Linked DNA regions of Mus musculus: region 1 is linked to region 2. The links are chromatin loops, found by intact Hi-C in ENCODE. Cell type or tissue: left cerebral cortex. All regions are shown on one strand.

Region 1 (8,000 bases), 240 kb before region 2:
AGGGCTACACCTTCTAATAGTGCCACTCCCTGGGCCAAGCATATCAAACCATCACAGGGTGCGTTGTACAAAATTCCCAGATAATTAATAGAAATACTATGTTGGAGAAGAAAATAATAAAAGTTGTCAAAGAACAACTGCAAGGTTGGCTGATGCCTATCAAATCCAACATCACAAGAAAAACTGCCACCGACCACCACAGGTAAATGAGAAAGTCCCTGTGGTCATCTTGGCTTGCTGTGAGCCCTGGCCACCTTCTAGACCATCCTTCCTCCCTTTACCGTAAGGTGTGGGGGAAAAAAAAGAAGACAGAAAGCTGACTGTGTTTTAGTCAGTGGCCGCTGTAAGCTAAATCACCCAGAGCCTTGATAGTCTTGATTTTGGCCACTCGCACAGTGTGCTCAGAATTATTTCCCCTTGTTCAGCAAACCTGACCCCCTCCATCCTCCTATAGCTTAGAGGCATTCCGTCAAGCCTGAACCTGGTTCCCAATGTCTGGCTTGCAGCCAGATCTTAGTGGCACCGTTTACCTTCACTTCGGACTGCTGTGGCTTTGATTTTCCTGCTTGAGCATCCACTCTGTGCCCTCTGAGTCTGGCTGACAAATGTTTATAGAAAAGGAAGGACGTTGGGTGAGGGTGGGGGTGGAGGTGGGTGAGGGGGTTGCTCTAGAAACAGGCTGCTGACACACAGTACCTGTCGACTCTCCTCCATTCTGAGTCCACAGCAGAAGTGTGTGGCCAGCTGATACCAGAAGGAAATGGCTGGACCGCCAAGCAACGGCTTGCCAAGGAGCTTCAAATGGAAACAAGAATGCACCGAGCTCCCCAACCAGTAGCTCGAGGTTCTCTCTGATTGGAAACAATTTTGCTAGATAATTCCTTATGAACTTGACTTGCTTTCTTGACGATGTTTTAGCTCTTGAGCAGGGCAGTATAGTCACTCTGTCTAGACCTATAAAGACAATGGTCCAACGTTTTTTTAAAAAAAAAAATCAAACCAACAACAACAACAACAACAACCAGATTCCCAAACCAATATTTTCTCTGTAGGCTCCAGCAGAGCAGCTCAGTCACCTCACCATTCACTGTTTCCACTGTTTTTCCTCACGCTGATCCAATAATCAGCAACCTCAGCCGGGCCATTTATCTTTCAGACATCCAGTCTCAACAAGCCTTCGGCCCTTGGGGACATAACTCATCTCCCCATTACGATTCTGATACACATAAATGCTTGCACATTTTCATAAGTGATTTCATCAACAGACAAAAAGGGGGACACACAGAACTCATTAGTGCTCACAGGGAATCACAGAAGCTGTCCTCAGAAGCCTTCATTCACAGCATCTCTGCCATCTCTCCTAATGAGAAACTCAGTGGGCGGAGATGTTCAGGGATGTGGTTCTCAGGAAGACCTGCGACCACATGGCTACATGCTCTCTCCTGGGTTTTCAGACTTTCTCTTTAAACAGCAATGAAATCAGCTTTGCTTCCAGCCCTAACCTTAATAGACAGCAGGAGAGAGGAGGGTGTACCTCTCTGCCTCTAGATCTCCAGTGTTCCTTACCCCTTACTAGGCAAAATCTCAAAGCAGACCTTTAAAGGATGCCATTTATACTGGGATATGATAGGGTGGACTTCAACCCTCAGGACCCTGAAGCAGGAAGACATCGAGTTCAAAACTAACCTGGGCAGAATATCAAGACATAGTGAGACCCTGACTCAAAAGACAAAACCACTACTTTGTATCTATTCTAACAATGAAGAAATCTTTATAAGGGAATACAGTGACCCTGTGACCTGGAACACAGTGTCCTGTGACCTTTCAGACAACACAGAAGGCAGAAGGTACTTCACTGTGCCATCCAATGCTAACACGGATCAATTATAACCCCTGCAAGCACATGCAGCCCCTGGGCATCACTGATGGAGAGGTGTGCATGCCTGACCCGCAGCCCTGGCTTCTCTGTGCCCAGCTTTTCACTGCCTTTGATATACCTGACAATTCTAAGTTTTCAATAATGGAGGTCTGAGCAGATTAAATCGTGTCTACAACAAGACAAACAAACCGTACCCGGGGGAGGCCACTGTCCCCTGCCTCCCGTTTGCACTAAGAAAGCCAGCTTCAGATGTACTCTAAATGTATCTTACATTCCATTTCCTGCTTAAGTTCAGCCCCTTTTGATTGGTTACCTCTGCCTCGTTCTCTCATGACAAATGAGATAAATACAATCTTTAACACATGCTCATTTTATGTTTATATAAGCAGCATGATTTGCCACATTCTTTAAAAAGAAGAAGAATCATTTAATACTAAGACAAATGGTCCCCAGAGCTATTAAAAAGGACAATTTAAATCTCATTACAACAGATTCCAAAAGTCATTTGTTTTGGGGGTTTGGGGCTAGAAATACTCCTCTGTGTTATCAGTTAAATAAATGGCCTAAGCAATCTGTTTACAGTGTCTTCTGGGGATGGATTTGCTGGGGATGGGACCTCACCTGGAAGGAACCCGGGGCCTCTCTGTGGAAGAAGACCCAGCTCCCGAGCAGGCAGCTTTAACCAGAATCCAAAGGATTAAGGAGGATCCAGCAAGGCAACTGGGGAAACAGCAGGAACGGCTGGCCACCAAGGACTTACTGAGTTCCTGCCTGAGGTTCCTCGCAGAAAGGCAAAGCTCTACATGGAATGAAGGACCCTGAGAACCGTGGGGCCTATTCTTAAAGCTGTCGGAAGCCAGGCTTCTTTTAAACACCATTCTCTCCATAGTAATGCCAACTGACAATGGGGCGCCTACCACATCTGGAAACTGAAGGAGGAGTATGTTGGCATGAACGCTTACAGCAGGGGTTCTCCAGCTTCCTAATGCTGAGACCCTGTAATACAGCTCCTCACGCTGTGGTGACCCCCCTCCCCCACCCACACAATTATTTTCTTTGCTACTTCATAACTGTAACTTTTGCTACTGTTATGAATCATGATATAAATATCTTTGTTTTCCGGTGGTCTTAGGCTACTCATGTAGAGTCTTTAGACACCACTCCCCCAAAGGAGTAGTGTCTTAGTCAGGGTTTCTATTTCTGCACAAACACCATGCCCAAGAAGCAAACTGGGGAGAAAAGGGGTTTATTCAGCTTACACTTCCTGAATAAACTACATTGCTGGTCATCACCAAAGGAAGTTAGCGCTGGAACTCAAGCACGTCAGGAAGCAGGAGCTGATGCAGGGGCCATGGAGAGATGTTACTTACTGGCTTGCTTCCACTGGCTTGCTCAGCTTGCTCTCTTATAGAACACAAGACTACCAGCCTAGGAATGGTACCACCCACAAGGGGCCCTCCTGCCTTGATCACTAATTAAGAAAATGTGATACAACTGCATCTCATGGAGGCATTTCCTCAATGGAGACTCCAGCTTGTGTCAAGTTGACACACAAAACCAGTCAATACAGGTAGTAGCCCACAGGTTGAGAGCCAGTGATCTGTGGGAAGCACACAGCATCACATTATACAAAATGACCTTACTTCTCTCCAAAGGGGCACAATCCTCGGTCTTCTCTCACTCATTTGCTCTACTTAACAGATAACTCAATTGCTATGTTTTGAAAAAACGGAAGGTCAGGAGCACTAGAGAGACAGTGCCGAGAGGAAAGGGCTTTGCTGTGCAGCATGAGGGATGAGTTTGGATCCCCAGCATCCACAGAAAAAAGCTGGCATGGTGGCACATGCCCATAAATCTAGGGCTGCGTGGGTGGAGACAGGCGGATACTAAGGGACTCACTCAGCAGCTATCGTAACCTAAATTGGAAGCTGTAGGCTCAGTGAAAGACTCCATCTCAACAGCGGAGAGCAAGAGGAAGACATTCATAATTGACCTCTGGCTTCTACAGGTACATCCGCAGAGGTCAAAACACAACCTAGAACATCAATTCTCAACCTTCCTAAGGCTACACCCCTTTAATACAGTTCCTCATGTTGTGGTGACACACCCAACCATAAAATTATTTCTGTTGCTACTTCATAACTGTAATTTTGCTACTGTTGTGAATTGCAATGTGAATATCTAATAATATTCAGGATACCTGACGTATAATGCCAAAGGGGTCATGACCCACAGGTTGAGAACTACTGATCTAGAAGAAATTATAAACAGGAAGTATAGTTATAGCAAAAGAAAAGCTTCATAGCTTGCATTCTGTAATGGCTTTAGTCTGTGACACGGCAAATCACACATGTACATATGACAGACACATAAAGCTGTGGATGTTACCGTGTCAACCCTTACCACATTCCAGCAAAGGGTTAATGTCCCCTTCACAGAGATGTGACCTGGTTGTCTTTCTCAAGAAATTTTTCATAGATTTTTGGGATTTTCCAGAATTTTTTGTTTATATATAAAATATGGTTTGAGTTCCATAATTAAGGCATTTAAATGTGGGCTGGAGAGATGGCTCAGTGGTTAAGAGAACTGACTGCTCTTCCAAAGGTCCTGAGTTCAATTCCCAGCAACCACATGGTGGCTCACAGCCATCTGTAATGGGATCTGATTCCTTCTTCTAGTGTGTCTGACACACCAGTGTACTCATACACATATAAGATATTTAAATGTGGCTGGGGAGGTGGCTCAGTGGTAAAGAGCCCTTCCAGAGGACCTGGATTCAGTTCCCAGAACCTGTTTGGTGGCTCCCAGTCACCTGTAACTCCAGGTCCAGGAGGTCTGATGCCTTCATTTGAATTCCACAGGCAACAACAGGCTCACATGTGGTACACAGGAATGTATGCTGGCAAAATGTTCCTAGGCGTGAAATACATAAATCTTTCCAAAGGGATTTTTAACAAGTGAAACCGGTATCTCTGGAATCTATGTTGAGCTTTGAACAAATGGCCATGTTTAAATTTTTTTCCAAGGGAACAAAGTCTCAATTCTTGTTAACTCTACTCTGTTTCTTTTCTGACTTTATAGAACTTAACCACTTTTATTCCAAAGAGCAACATGTTTTTAACTGGAAATAAAGGTGGCCAGTGCCATTTTATTTTGTTGTTGTTGTTGTTGTTGTTGTTGTTGTTATTTTGGTTTGGTTTTCCCCATTGATTTGCACCTAGAGATAGTGCGAGAAAAGACTCTGGTAAAATATTTGTGATGTGGGTAGTGCCTGGTAGTGACTCAAGAGGGCAAAAAAATCACCATTGAACCCAGCAGTGTAGTTTTGAGAACAGACATGACAATGTGACAGAGGATACAAAGTAACAGTGGGCTGTTACTATGTATTTTAATGCTAAGTGAAGGCCAGAAGACCTGGTTGCCCCAGAGACAAGAGAATCCACAGGTAGACACAAGTGATGCTATGTGACCTTGTCCCAAGTTACTATTGATTGTTTAAGTAGAAATGCCAACAGCCTACAGTTGGGCAGAATTGAGGTAGGTGGGGCTTTGTGTTCCCAGTCTTGGGGTCTGAAGAGACCACAAGGAGAGAGAGAAGAAAAACGCCATGGGTTAGGAGTCAAGAAAGCATGGCCCTGAGGCTGGCCAATTGGAGTTAAGAGCAGTCCAGATGGAGCATATTAAGTAATAAGTCAGAGCTATCAATAGGAAAGTAGATTCTAATAGCATAGAGGGTAGATGTGCCCAGCTCTTGTGCTGTTTAAGGCTTATTGTAAATATAAAGGCTGTGTGTGTGTGTGTGGGGGCGTCTTTTATCTGGGAACTGAATGGTCAAAAGTGGGATAGAAACCCTACATGGGGATTAAATATTTTCAGCACCACCCACCCCCACCCCCACACATGGTCACCAAACAGCAAGCTTAATATCACACAGGAATGCTGTGTCTTCTCCAGTTTGTAGAAATCCACGGTACTTGGACAAAGCTTGCGATTTGATGACTACGAAGGAGAGAGACTGTATTTTAGGATGCAAAGGGGAATTTTAAAAGGTCATCCTTCAGGCAGGAATGGGCTTTGTCAGGAAAGAAAATGTTTTTCAAAAGAAAAGAGAAGAAAGGAGTCAAAATGGAGCAAGCAAAGGTGTGGTCTCCGAGGTTACAGGAGAGGCACAGGTGTAAAGCATCATGGGAGGAAGAATCCCAGGGGTGATGGAGAAGGCAACAGTGGGTGGGACCGGGCGTGCATAGCTTGTCCAAAGGGCTGCACAGAAGTTAATTCTGCAGTGAAAATGACACATCTCCAAGGTGACTAGTCACCAAGTCATGGAAAGCGGCCACAGGCAGCACCTGCCTCTCTGGATGCAGGAGAAGGCAGATGTGGTGACCGAGGAAAAACTCCAACAGCTGACGCAATGTGCCTCACCCAGACGAGCAACACCCAAGTTAAAGTCACTTCTAGAATCCCACTTGACACTCAGGCCAAAGCACGTATAAAGGAAAACTTGTTTTCAGGGACACACATTACAACATTCTTCCTTTCCAACTGAGATGAAATGGGAGGTGGGTATATAGCCGGGATGTGGGTTCAGGTTGAAGGCTTTGCCATCAGAGAAGCAAGAATTCCAGCAGCTAACTGTCTGAGGCCTAGGGAAAGGACACTCACTGACCACCTTGGGCAATCTTACTGGCTCCTGTAATAAATCCTATAATGTATCAGATTATAACCCCATCCAAGACACCTTTTGGGGCTACCTGACACCTTTCTTATCAGTAGACAGAAGAGGAAAAGGTTTTGTTAGTAACCTTTAGAGCTACAAAGTGAGAGTTACCAAAAGAATTTAAATGACTAATATTCTGTCTTGGTGACTCCAATACCCACATCTGTGTGAGTCTTCATCTCCCTTACTCTCCGTTGGGGAAGCACATGCCCCCCGCTGAGGCATCTGTCCTTCTGAGCACCCTGCTTTGTCTTAACCCTGATGCTTTTAGTAAAAATACATTTGGCAATGTCTCCCACTTTGCTTCATAAGTATTGGTTGGCCCTGAAATTCTTTTCCATGTTGAAACCCTTTTCTGGGTTCAGCCTGAACGGAGGCCATTAAATGTCTTGGGGGAATTCCTCGGGCCTTTTGAGGGTGGCAGTGTGGAGCTGTGCGTCTGCCTCAGCAGGTGCTGAGAAGATCTGAGATGTGTGTCTTCAACTGTGCATGTAGAGAACTCAGTGTTCCATTACTACATCATTTTTCCCCTGACAGCCTTAGGGAAGAGATTCCAGATGCCGAGGCCATGGTGCCTGGAATTTTCACTCCGGAAACAATTTAGCAAAGGTAATGTAATGAGAAACTAAACTAAATGTGAAATGAAAAGACAGCGAAGGCGGGGAACACTGGCTGTCCACCAAGGAGCCATTTGTAACCCGGGATGATGGACTCTGTGGAGACTCTCTCCAAGTGTAAGCAACAGCAAAAGCATGCCCTCTGAGGAACAAAGAGCAGGTTAGTGCTGACAGGGGTGTGTCCCTGGCAGGTGACCCAAGGAGCAAAGAAACCAAAGCTCACCAGGCTAGAACAAGGGTGTCTGTTTCCCTCTTCCGTTTGCACCCGATTTATACAAACAGTTGCCAAATCCCAGAACAGCATCAAGACAACAAAGCCGGACAAAGCCATGAGCTAGGCACAGGGAAAAGGTACAGCTTTTCAAAAGTTTTTCGGTCCAGCTTCCTTGCCGAGAGCTTTTGATTTACCAAGGAACTTTTAAGAGGAAACAGATGTAAACGCAATGCCTGCAACCCACACCGTAATTCATCCTGTATTTGAAATGGTGACACTTGCATCTTCAGGGGACTCATTTGCCCCTCTCAATTCTGTTGAAGGCCAAGCATGGAAGGCAAGAAGGATGCTGGAAGAGAAACATCTCCAGGACCCAGGTCCTTCATAGACTCCCCATGACACAAAGAGTTCATCTGGAGGTTAACAATAGCAGCTTGGAAACTGGGGCTTGTGCAGGGCTTTCCAAAAACCTAGACTTACACACTCACACCCTTACACACACATTCTCAGACTCTCCCATACACACACATCCATCCACATGCTCACAGTCACACCTGTGAACTCTCATGCTCA
Region 2 (8,000 bases):
CTTGGCCCTTGCTACAGTCCTTCAAAACTACAGAAAATCTCAGATCTGCTTGCTGTGATCAAAGATGTACGCCGATCACACCTGGCTTTCTTAAGAAAAATGGGGGTGGGCAGAGGAAACAAGGCTTCCCTCTATCTAGAACACTTTCTGTTCCTTTCTATACATATAGCATGAATTATGTCATATGGAGATATTTTAGTCTTACTCTGGCTACTCTGGAATTCACTGTGTAGTGCAGGCTGGTCTGGAACTAGGCAATCCTGCTGAGTCACCTTCCAAAGTGCTGAGACTGGTCCTGAGCCACTGCTGTAGTCTGTAGGCCTCTTAGTTGCTAATTAAGGAATTGTTAGGTGCTGGAGAGATGATGGATCCTGAGTTCAAATCCCAGAAACCACATGGTGGCCCACAACCATCCCTAATGCAATCTGATGCCTTCTTCTGGGGTGTCTGAAGACAGCTACAGCATACTTACATATCAAATAAATTTAAAAAAATACCTCAAGACAAACATTTAACAAGAAATGGAAAACTCTGGAGGCAGAGGCAGGTGAATTAATGTAGGATAGCCTTGTCTACATAGTGAATTCTAGGACAGCCAGAGCTACATAGTGGGAACCCGTCTTGAATAGAAGGGGAAGGGGAAGGGGAAGGAATATAGAAAGTCCCATGAAGAGAGCTGTAAAGTACAGGTGAAAGGCCCACTATTAAACCTGAGCTATGGAAAGCTCACGTCATGAGAACACAAGTTTCTCCCCAGTTGGTCTATCCATCTCTTGTGATTTCAGCAAAGGCACCAAGATTTCCCATAAGGAAGAAAAGTTATTCAAAGTCACAGAAAAAGAAAGACAAAAGAGCCAGGAGCCAAGTAAGACTTGGTGCTACTGGGGAGGAAACATGCCCCCCATCAGATTAAAAAAAATAAAATTGCAAGTCTTGTACAGTGGGTTAGCATAGCATTTGTGGAAGACAAGATGAGACCAACCACCAGGCTTTAAACAGAATTTAAAGATCCAAAAATAAGTCCACGTGCATCACAAGTTAAATGCATTCAATATGGCACCCTAAATCATTAAGTTCTGTTGGGTATGAAGACAAAAGTGTGTATAAAGATGCTGGGCACAGCAGCCCACACCTGTAACCCTCAAAGTTAAGTCAGGAGGATGCCTGGGGCTTGCCTCTCAGCCAGGGTTCACCCAGGACGAGCAGGCTGAAGCAGGAGTCACTGCCTTCAGTGTGTGGTTGACCCGCTTGGAGGAGGAGGGGCAGAGACTGAATCAGGAGAGACCACCAAGGGGTCTTCCTCTCTGTCCTTGCCCTCTGTGACCACTGCAGCATTCTGATTCCAGAGGTTTTGACTCCTCAATAGGTGCTCTTGAGGGAGCAGGGAGTTTAGGCTGAGCAGAGACTGATGGGGGGTGGCTTTCAGATCCATCATGGCTTTCAAACTGAAGCCACGTCTTTCTAAAGAAACCCCAGTGAGTGATGAGCACTACATCGCACAAATGAGAGTGACCGGGCATTTCCCTGGATTCCACTCGGCTCCTTAAGCCACGCCCCTTTGGCCCCAGGTGAAATAGCATGCATGAGTGTGCAGTGGCGCCGGCCTTTAACCCCAGAGCTTGGGAGGCAGAGGCAGGCGGAATTCTGAATTCGAGGCCAGCCTGGTCTACAGAGTGAGTTCCAGTTACTTTCCAGTCACCTGACAAAACCTCCCTCAAGGGAGGAAGGGTTTATTCTGGCTGACAGTCTGCGGGAGCAGACTATCACTGCAGGTCTTAAAGGCGGCATCTCAAATCACTTGGTTTGTTCAACCGGTATGAAGACAGAAGTGAGTATGGATAAAAATGCTGGGCACTGTAGCCCACATCTATAACCCCAAAACTGTGGAGGCAGAGATGGGATCACCCCTGGGGCTTGTGGATCAACTAGGGTTCACCCAGGACCAGCAGGCAAAAGCAGGAGTTACTGCCTTGACAGGTGTGATTAACCTCGATCTAGAAACTCCCTCACAGACATGCCCAGAGGTTTGTTACCATGGAGATTCTAATCGCCATCAAGGTAACAAGATCAACCATCCTTTCTTTTTCCTTCGTCTTCCAACACATGCTCTTTAGGAACACCCACGATTTCCTACTTAGATGTATCTGCTTCCACCACGGTTCAACTGACACAAAAGGTCTCAGATCTAAGCCCCAGTTTGGGGGCCAGTGAGATGGGCCAGCTATAAGGGCAACTAGTGCCAAGCGTCTAACCTGAGTTTGAGCCTGGATCCCCACATGCTATACAGAGAGAGAATGCTGCAAGTTGTTACAAGTTGTCCTATGACCTACACACACACACACACACACACACACAGCCCGTACCTCTTTGTTTTTCCCACTATTCTGGCATCCAGCAAGCCCCCAGCTTTCCTCCTATCTCTGTCCCCCAGTGCTGGGCTTATAAGCACACACAGCTATTCTCAGTCGCTTCATGTGTGTGCTGAGTCCTTCTGCAAGCGTAAATTCTCTTACCCACTGAGCTATCTATGCAGCTCCAGGTTCTATATTTCTAATGCTGGTCTGAGAACCACAGCAGGGAACCCAGGCCAGCTGGGCTTCACACACAGGAAGCCCTGGGAGGTAGATGAGGATATCAGCAGCTCCCCTCAAACCTGTCTGGCTCGCTGTGGACCCCAGGCAAGCCATGCTAGACTGTGAGCAGGCTCAGCTCCTGATAACCCACTCTAGGCTGTCTCCATGTCTAAGTCGGTGCTTGTTAGAAGAGCTGGGGCTATAAGCTTGACCTTCAGCGTTGGCCCTGTCACCCACCATATCCCTGTGCCATTAGCGGGAGGGGGAGGGAGGCAGTCACTCCCTGTGGAAGCAGGGACAAGTCACAGTGGTCATGAAGGAAGTGTGGCTTCACGGTGGGACGCCCTCTGAGTCACCTAATGGGACTCAGTCAGAGACCCAGATGACAGTGCTGGATTCAGGTTATAGCTGTTGCTCACCTTCAGCCGCTGTATCACTCGGGGTCAGTGTCAGAGATAAAACCCACTTTAATTAAATAGGAAGAGACTGAAGGAATGCAGGAGACTGGCTCCAGACAAAATAGGAAGGCCAGAAAAGCGCACATGCTCGTGTGTGTGTGTGTGTGTGTGTGTGTGTGTGTGTGTGTGTGAGTGTGTGTGAGAGAGAGAGTGTGTGTGTGTGCGTGTGCATGCGCGCGCTCAGGAAGCAGAGAGAAGCGCTAGGAACTGGCCTCTGCGGTGCAGACAGCCAGCCCTGCTATAACCAAGATGGTGGAGTCAGAAAACTGTTCCTGGGACTGACAGCGGTCAGGGAGCGAGGCTGCCTTCAAAGCTGTCTCCTTCGAAGCCACACTGCTGCTACGAAAAACCCTTGCCTGCCCACACGCGGTGCCTCGTCACCCTTGAAGCCAGCAACTAAGTAGCTAGGGAAAGCATACTTCCTCCACACGTAGACCGCTGTGCCTTCCAAATGTTCCGTGGCCTGTCTGAGGAGCCACACTGCAATCACATCTGGGACCTCTGTTTCCCGACCCTTGTAAGTACTGGAGACATGTCAGGAGGCGCAGGAAGAGCTAAGGCACCAGGAACCTCAGCCAGCTCCCTGTATCTTTGGAGGAATTGGGGGTGGGGGTGGGGAGTAGGCTATTACCTGAACAGGAAAAGGTATCTCCTGGCTTAAAAACAGAGGCAACTGAGCAAGAAGAGAGATGTGTATAGCCCCAGGGACTTGAGCTGGTCATCAGCCTGAGCCCTTGGATTTGTCAAATGCTGCCTTCTGCTGCCCTCTAGTGTTTGCGGAACAAACTGCTTCTCCACCTGATACTAAGAACTCCCCCGATGCCAGGAAAAGCCTCCCAGACTAGTCGACAAAATTACAACTCATCTGATCAGTTGACATTCGGGTCACACTTGCCCCAAATGTTACTGTCTTAGCTCTCCTGCTGTAAGATATTTATCCTCTGTAATTAGAGGGGTTCATGATGTCATGGTTCTGGTGGGCTATGGCTTCCCAGGAAGCCGTACTAGAAAGCATCTGATTTGTTGCACATTTGCTTGTCTTGACAAAGCCCTGAGCCCTGCCCCCACCCCACCCGTCATCTCCACGGTTGGAGATTGGAGGGTAAGATCTGTGTTTTTTTTCAGGACTCAGCCAGTAAGAAACAAGTGGCCGTCAACAAGCAGAGTCTTGAAATGACAGACTTGTTACCAACCAACAAACTGAAGTCATTGTGTTGACAGTTTTCAATCTAGAGACTCGATGTACCAATCAGAATTGTGGAGTCTGATCTGCTGAAGTATCCTGCCTGCCTCCCTGGTTAGGTCCCCAGTGTTGCATCTGGGATTCCACAGGATGGAGGGTCTGTCTGTCTGGCCCAGTGGGTAAGACTGGGAGCTGCTACTCCTGGATTAGCCTTCCATCACCGTCTCTCTCTTTCCCTCATCATCATTTGTGTTAAACTAGAGCCTGCTTTTAGATCTTCCTATAAGGAAGACGGCCGAGAGCAGGTCTCTTTGGACAATTTGGTTCTGTCCACAGTAGGGCAGAGGTCAGCAGCACATTTATCAACTCTCCCTTTGCCTACGGCCCCTTCAGCACACAATTCTCTTTAAGTCTCTACCCAGTCGGCTTCCAAATGGGTCTTCAAAACTGCCCTGAGTGTGGCTTCAGTGCCTTTTGTGAGAACTGTCTCTACCCCAACACCACGCTCTCTGAGAACCTCTAAATATTTGCAAACACTTTGACACAGTTTCAAACCACCGCAAGCTGGAGATGTCAACAGAAACCACTTCTTAAATATTCTGCTTAGCCAGCAAAGCCTTTTAGCTTCCAGGTGCCTGGGCTGTCCCCTTCCTGCCTCTCCGAAGCACCAGGCTGTTAGGAGAAAGGCATTTATTTGCAAACAAGGCCAGACAGAGATCAGAGGTCCCCTGCATGGCTTGGGGACACACACCACACTGTCATCACACACATCTGCTGTTTGCTTTCCTCCTGGGGAAGAGATGGGCTCCCCTTGAGGCAGAGATGATGAAAGGCTGCAGGGGGGTAGGGGTGAAGGCATGGGGGGACGGGACAGGGTGACAGCAAGCTTGAAGCTGCATGTGGGGTCAGGGCCTGTGTACTCAGGTCTCTTGGAGGTTGATCTGCTGATCTACTTCAAGGCTTTGGAATCGGAATCCCGGGATGTCGTCCCGCTGGGTTCTCAGGGGAAATTCTCAAGGGCTTGAGGTGGTGGCCTAGCCACAGAAGTGAGACCATAGAGGGACAAACACTTAGAAAAAGAGGCAGTCTCACGCTGTTGTTATGATGAGAACAACTGCCAGACCCCTGTGATGAGCGGGACAGAGGACAGGAGTGTGCCTCTGAGGGACAAGTCAGGGTGGCATAAACAATCATATCATTTGCAGAGAGAATTTCCTGGAAACAAATCAAGGTAGCTGCTACAATACCACAACATGCATTCAGTTAAAGATTATTTGGACCCACATTGCTAGCTGGTGTGTAGATGGAACCACCTGTGCCTGCGACTACAGCGCCACAGATCACAAGTCACAGATGCGAATGCTAATACTCTGCTTTAACAAATCCATCTGGATCACTTAGGAGCAGAAAATGAGATGTGTGAGTCTATTCATTGAAGTGGGTTCTGTAATGCCAAACTTTAGAAACCACCCTTCAATGACCTACTTATGGTATAGCCACAGTGGAACAGGATGCAGTCTAAAAGATGACAGAGCCAGTCAGTGGTGGCACGAGCCTTTAATCCCAGCACTCAGGAAGCAGAGACAGAAGGATCTCTGAGATTGAGACCAGCCTAGTATAGAGTGAGTTCCAGGACAGTCAGGACTATGCAGAGAAACCCTGCCTCGAAAAACCAACCTAACAAATAAACAGACAAAAAGATGAAGTTTCAGATCAGACTGTATATTATGCTATCACTCAAGGCTAACCAAGCAGAGTGAGTCAGGGGATAAAGAGGGACCAAGTTCTTCTGATAAGCAGCCTTCCCTCTCCCACCCCCCCACCGTCAGCTACATTTCCAGAGGTCCCTTCACAGGGTAGGCTGGGTAGAGAAAAATACATACATACATACATACATACATACATACATACACACACACACACACACACACACACACAACCTTTCTTTTTCCTGTGTATCACAATTTGCATGTTAATGAACATAAGACTTAGGCAGGGATTGAGGGATGGCTCAGTGGCTAAAACACTTGTGACACGGATATAAGGACCGGAGTTCACATCCTAGAATCCCATGTGGAACATAGACATACAGGAAGAGAGTTTTGTAACAGGAGAATCTCCAGAGAGCTCAGGCAGGTCAGCTACCCTGTCAGGCTCAGAGGCAAAACTAAGAGGGGCTTGTCTCAAACAAGGTAGAAGAGGGAGTGTAACACCCCAGGTTATAACGAGAGGCACCTTTAGAGACTGTGGTAAGCCTGGCCTCCTCGGGTCTAGAATTGTGTTTGCTAACAGGCTGTTTCATAGCTATTTAATCTAAATTTAAATATTCCCGCTTGGGAGAGAGAAGGAGGCTAACAAAACTCTTTAAAAAGTTATCACTCCATGATGTCATGCCAGCTATGTCATTACCCCAAATTGTATGTCCCAATGTGGCAAGTAGGTGCTTTATAAGAAAACAAAGTTATACATCAAGACGTTCGCAGATACGTTGGTTGGAACACTGGGTGGCCAGCTAAGGCAAAGTGGAACAATCTCTGCTACAGGCCCAGGGTGTTATCTGTCAGCATTCCTAGCCCTTTCATTGGTGAGAGCTAGGGATGTCTCTGTATATTCCAAATGTGCTGCCTACATCTGTTGAAGGGCAGCCAGAGTCTTTGCTCTCTGGAAAAGCTTTCTCAGATAAACATACCCACAGAGCATTCTAAATCCAGTCATGGTAATAGTTAACACCACAGCTATCACAGAACTCAACACCAAATCCCACATTCATTAGCCATGTGACCTGATAAAATAACCTATAGAAAAGGAGCGTCCCCGTTGCTTTGAATAACAGTCTAAATGGCATCCACTAGCCAGAAGTGCTCAAACACAAACCCTGGAGCCTGTGGGTATATCCTTATATCCCATAGGAGAATCCTGGATGACAAGAAGAAACCATCCATGTTAAAGAATAGGAGAGAGAACTTGGGATACAGCGCAGATGGAAGACAAAGTAAGGACAGGGTCAAAGATGCAACCACTGTAAGCTCAGGACTCCCCAGAAGCTCTGAGGAACATAAGATTATTAGGGCTGAGAGGCGGCTCAGTAGTTAGGGGCTCTTGTTGCTCTACCAGAGAACCCGAGTCTGGATCCTAGCACCTATGTCGGGCAGCTCAAGAGCATCTCAAACTCTAGTTTGGGGGATCTGATGCCCTCTTCTGGCCACTATAGGACACTTATGCTCACATGTATTTACATACACATGTACATGGTGCACACAAAGACACAGAGGCACACACAAAACCCACACACCAGTAAAATTGCCAGAACCAGCCCCTAACCCTCTTTAAAAGTCTAGCAAGGAAAGGGCTCCAAAGCAACCAAACTGGACAGCTTGGACAGCTTCTCCTTCCTCCCAAATTGCATGAAAGTGAGTACAATACAGAAGGAAGTAGTGTGGACATCTTAGCTACTGTTCCATCACTGGGACAAGACACTGTGACCACAGGACTTACAGAAGCTTTTAACTGAGGGTGTGCTTACAGTTAGTTTCAGAGGCTGAGTCGAATGTCGTCATGGCAGGGAGCATTCAGCAGACAAGCAGACAGGCAGCCGTAGCGCTGGAACAGTGGTTGAGCACTTAGATCCTGACCCACAAGGAAGCAAGAGTGAGACTAGGCCTGGCATGGGCTTTTGAAGCCTCAAAGCCCACCCCATAGTGACACACCTCCTCCAACAAGGCCACACCTCCTAATCCTTCCTAAACAGGTCCACCAACTAGGGACCTAACATTCAAATGCATGAGC

Evidence for each region. Hi-C counts contacts between places; a loop is a spot of excess contacts. Peaks named below come from ENCODE experiments on the same cell type or tissue, not always from the same donor. Only the 100,000 strongest peaks of a DNase experiment are listed, where the experiment ranks them.
Region 1: it touches region 2 in a loop (4-fold over the local background); 9 of 42 quality-filtered maps call a loop at or near these places.

Annotation. Positions count from the first base shown.
Region 1 is chr10:70,976,111-70,984,110 of GRCm38, forward strand. The region is part of intron 3 of Bicc1 (BicC family RNA binding protein 1); the gene reads right to left. Among named protein-coding and RNA genes, the nearest start is that of Gm24486, 98 kb to the left of the region's middle. In left cerebral cortex, no CTCF peak of the experiment used is centred here; DNase peaks (open chromatin) are centred at 1,357 and 3,738.
Region 2 is chr10:71,214,645-71,222,644 of GRCm38, forward strand. No RefSeq gene overlaps it. Among named protein-coding and RNA genes, the nearest start is that of 1700113B09Rik, 17 kb to the left of the region's middle. In left cerebral cortex, a CTCF peak has its summit at 3,806 (motif pointing left); DNase peaks (open chromatin) are centred at 251, 3,445, 3,807, 4,969 and 1 more place.